Linked DNA regions of Mus musculus: region 1 is linked to region 2. A link is a loop called in an ENCODE intact Hi-C map of the cell type or tissue named here. Cell type or tissue: left cerebral cortex. All regions are shown on one strand.

What was found. Peaks named below come from ENCODE experiments on the same cell type or tissue, not always from the same donor. Only the 100,000 strongest peaks of a DNase experiment are listed, where the experiment ranks them.
Region 1: a loop joins it to region 2, with 12 times the contacts of the local background. A loop is called at or near these places in 16 of 42 quality-filtered maps.

What each region holds. Positions count from the first base shown.
Region 1 is chr6:59,838,049-59,840,548 of GRCm38, reverse strand. No RefSeq gene overlaps it. Among named protein-coding and RNA genes, the nearest start is that of Gm22622, 130 kb to the right of the region's middle. In left cerebral cortex, no CTCF peak of the experiment used is centred here; no DNase peak of the experiment used is centred here.
Region 2 is chr6:60,049,362-60,051,861 of GRCm38, reverse strand. No RefSeq gene overlaps it. Among named protein-coding and RNA genes, the nearest start is that of Gm22723, 21 kb to the left of the region's middle. In left cerebral cortex, no CTCF peak of the experiment used is centred here; a DNase peak (open chromatin) is centred at 1,210.

The sequences.
Region 1 (2,500 bases), 210 kb after region 2:
GAAGACTCAAGCAAATTGGAGATGCCAGTACCAATGAATGATTACCATGAACAGCAGGAGCAATGGAGGAGAGTTACCTAGAGCCTAGAGTGCTACAGAGGACAGAGCTGGCTCCTCTAAGGCATTTAGAGAAGTCTACAAGATCATGTGTGTCTCTCAGAGATTGAAACAAGAACATGTAAAAGTGAAGTTGCCTTGGATAATCTAAAATGCTAGAGATGTCAGAATCGTAGGATATCTGCTGAGGAAATCTACTAACAGGGAAGAGAAACAACCCAAGAGAAATAATTGTGTTGCAGTCAACAATGATGAGGAGTTAGAATTACGAAGAGCACTTTTACATCAAACATATAGATGCAGAATTTGGAAATTGCCTAGGTGGTTATCGATCCTGTTTTTTCCAGTATTTCCTCACTACTATCTTTTGGAATGATAGTGTACATCCTGAGACATTTAAGATATGTGTTCTGCTTTTTTTTTTTCATTTTTACTTTATAGGCAATTATATAGTTAAGTGCTTGAATGAATCTCACAAAAGTGTTTGAATTTTGGACTTTTAATATTGTTGAAACTTCCATAGACTATGTTTAGCTATGACTTCCATAGAGTCATGTGACTGAACAAGACTATGGGTGCCAGGGTGTTTAATGAGGTGATTTGAGTATGCTTGGTCCATTAGGAGTGGTACTGTTAGTAGGTGTTGCCATGTTGTGTGAAGTGTGTAACTGTGGGGGTATGCTTTGAGACTCTGCAGAGTGCAGAAGAGTCAGTTTGCTCCTAGCTTCCTTGGAATGAAGATGTAGAAGTCTCAGCTTTTCCAGTGCCATATCTGCCTAGATGTAGACATGCCACTGCCATGATGATAATGGACTGAACCACTGAACCTATAATCCAGCCCCAACTGACTATAGTCCTTTATAAGAATTGCCTTGGTCATGGTGTCTCTTTACAGCTATAAATCTCAAAGTAAAATAATATCAATTCCAATCTAGCTCAACTATTAAGAGTGTGCTTTTCTGAACTTCAAATTATTTCCTAAGATTTTCTATACTATAACTACAGAAAACACACACAACAACAACAATAACAACAACAAAAACAACAACAACTACTACTACTACTACTACTACTACTAGTACTACTACTACTACTACTACTTCTACTACTACTACTACTACTACTTAACCTAGCTTTACTAACAAGTTTCATTTCCAGATTAAAAAGGTTGTGGTCATTGCTAACAAACTATATTTGTGAATTCTTTTCAAAGGTGTGATTTAATCATTAACTGTTCCAGAAGTGATACTTAACAAAGATCATTCACTATTTTTTTTCAAGACAGGGTTTCTCTGTATAGCCCTGGATGTCCTGGAACTCACTCTGTAGACCAGGATGGCCTCAAACTCAGAAATCTGTATGTCTCTGCCTCCCAAGTGCTGGGATTAATGGTGTGCACCAACACTGCCAGGCAATCATTCACTATTATTGTGAGTGCTAAAAATACTGCTGAGTGAGAGAATAGAAGTAATCTATAAGTTACATACAACACTTAGATTAAGAAGGATGTGAGGATTGAGATTACCACAAGCAGAGCTATGCTACAGAAAACCATGAAGTTCTCATGGCTCAGCTAATCTTATCCTTGTTGACTCCTGGGAGTCTCATGCTTTCCTGGCATCTGGGACTTTTTGTGGCTATCCCCAGTTCCCCATGCCCCATTGTTAAAAAATTCTGTTCATATTCCTGACCATATATATTTTATCCTAGTGTACTCTCATACCATAACCTGCACCTCTATTCCTCTCCTCATCCTCTATTCCTCCCAAGTCCCTCCCAACCCCTACATCCCATTTGTATTTTATTCTCCCTTCTAAGAAAGACTGAAGCATCCACACTTTCACATGATCTGTGAATTGTATACTAGTTATTCTGGGCTTTTGGGCTAATATTCACTTATCAGTGAGTGCACACCATGTGTGCTCTTTTATGACTAGCTTACTTTACTCAGAATGGTATTTTCTAGTTCCATCCTTTTGCCCAATAATTTCATGAAATCGTTTTTTTAATAGTTGAATAGTATACTATTGTGAAAGTATACCACATTTTCTGTATCCATTCCTTTGTTGAAGGACATCTGGGTTATTTCCAGTTTCTGGCTATTTTAAGCAAGGCTTCTATGAACAATATGAAACATGTTTCCTTTTTAAATATGTTAGAGCACCGTTTGGGTATATTGCCAGGAGTGGTATAGCTGGGTCTTCAGAAAAATCTATTTCTAATTCTCTTAGAAACTGCCTATTGTCAGTGTACTTTGCCTTACAGAAGCCTTGCAGTTTTATGATATACCATTGGACTATTTTTGTTCTTAGAGTATAAGACATTGTTGTACTATTCAGGAAATTTTCCGATGTGTCCACATGTTTGAGGAACTTCCCCACTTTCTTGTCCACTAGTTCCCATCTATCTGGTTATATGTGGAGGTTCTTCATCCACTTGGACT
Region 2 (2,500 bases):
TAGTATAACTACAAGAAACACACACACCCCACCACCAACACCAACAACAAAAACAACTTAACCTAGCTTTACTAACAAGTTTCATTTCCAAAGTAAAAAGTTTGTGGTCATTGCTAACAAACTATATTTGTGAATTCTTTTCAAATGTGTGATTTAATCCTTAACTGTTCCAGCAGTGATCATTAACAAAGATCATTCACTATTTTTTTGGGGGGGGGGGTGGTTTTGTTTGCTTGTTTGTTTGTTTTTTTGGGGGGGGTATTTTGTTTGTTTTGTTTTGATTTGTTTGTTTTTGTTTTGTTTTGTTTTGTTTTTGTTTTTGTTTCTTTTTATCAACACAGTGTTTCTCTGTATAGCCCTGGCTGTCCTGGAACTCACTCTATAGACCAGGATGGCTTGAACTCAGAAATCGGTATGTCTCTGCCTCCCAAGTGCTGGGATTAAAGGTGTGTGTCACCACTGCCTGGCTATCATTCAGTATTATTGAGAGTGCTAATAATACTGCTGAGTGAGAGCCTAGAATTGAGCTATAAGTTTACATACAACCCTTATATTAAGAAGCATGTAAGGATTGAGAATACCACAAGCAGAGCTATGCTACAGAATACCATGAAGTTCTCATGGCTCAGCTAATCTTATCCTTGTTGAGTCCTGGGAGTCTCTTGCTTTCCTGGCATCTGGGATTTTTTGTGGCTATCCTCAGTTCCCTATGCTCCATTGTTAAAAAATTCTGTTCAAATTCCTGACCATATGTATTTTATTCATACTGTATCCTGCACCCCTATTCTCCTCCTCATCCTCTATTCCTCCCAAGTCCCTCCCAACCCCTACATCCCATTTGTATTTTATTCTCCATTCTAAGAATGACTGAAACATCCACACTTTGGTTTTCCTTCTTCTTGAGCTTCATATGATCTGTGAATTATATAAGAGGTATTCTGTGCTTTTGGACTAATATTCACTTATCAGTGACTGCATACCATGTGTGTTCTTTTATGACTAGCTTACTTTACTCAGGATGGTATTTTCTAGTTCCATCCTTTTGCCTAAGAATTTCATGAAATAATTTTTTTTAATAGCTGAATAGTATACTATTGTGAAAGTGCACCACATTTTCTGTATCCATTCCTCTGTTGAAGGACATCTGGGTTATTTCCAGTTTCTGGCTATTATAAGCAAGGCTTCTATGAATAATATGAAACATGATTCATTTTTATATATGTTGGAGAATCTTTTGGGTATATGCCCAGGAGTGGTGTAGCTGGGTCTTCAGGAAAATCTATTTCTAATTCTCTTAGGAACTACCAATTGACAGTGTACTTTCCCTTACAGAAGCCTTGTAATTTTATGATATACCATTGGACTATTATTGTTCATAGAGTATAAGACATTGGTGAACTATTCAGGAAATTTTCCGATGTGTCTACATGTTTGAGGAACTTCCCCACTTTCTTGACCATTAGATCCCATTTATATGGTTATATGTCTAGGTTCTTCATCCACTGGGACTTGAGCTTTGTACAAGGTGACAAGAATGTTTCAATTTGCATTCCTCTAAATGCCAGCAGCAAGATGAACCACCCCATTTGTTGAAAATACTGTCTTTTTTTCCACTGGATGGTTTTTGCGTCTTTGTCAAATATCAAATGATCATAGGTGTGTGGGTTTAATTGTGTCTTCAATTATAGTCCATTCATCTATCTGCCTTTGTCTGTGCCAATTCCATGTGGTTTTTATCACTATTGCTCTGTAGTAAAATTGAGGTCAGAGATGGTGATCTCCCCAGAAATTATTTTATTGTTGAGAATATTTTTAACTATCCTTGGTTATTTTATATTCTGGATGTATTTGAGAATTGCTATTTCTATCTCTTTGAAGAACTGAGTTGAAATTTTGATGGGGATTGCATTGAATCAGTGGGTTGCTTATGGCAAGGTAGCCATTTTTATACTATGGTAATCCTGCCTATCCATGATCTTGGGATATCTTTCCATCTTCTGGTGTCATCTTTAACTTCTTTCTTCAGAGATCTGAAGTTCTTGTCATACAGATTTTTCACTTGCTTGATTAGTGTCACATTAAGAAATTTCCTATTATTTCTGAATATTGTATAGGGTGTTGGTTCCCTAATTTCTTTCTCAGTTTATCCTTTTCGTAGAGGAATGCTACCGGTTTTTTAGAGTTAATTTTATATCCAGTCACTTTGCTGAAGTTGTATATCAGCTGCAGAAACTCTCAGGTAGAATTTTTGTGGTCGCTCATATAAAGTATCATATCCTCTCATAAGACTGATAAGGTGAATTCCTCTTCCCAATATATAACCTTTTGTTCCTCTTTTATTCTGCAATTGTTCTGGCTAGTGCGTTGAACTATATTGAATAGGTAGGGAGAGAGTGGGCATCCTTTTCTTGTCCCTGGTTTTAATAGGATTGCTTTGAATTTCTCTCCATTTAGTTTAATGTTGGTTATTGGTTTACTATATATTGGTTTTATTATATTT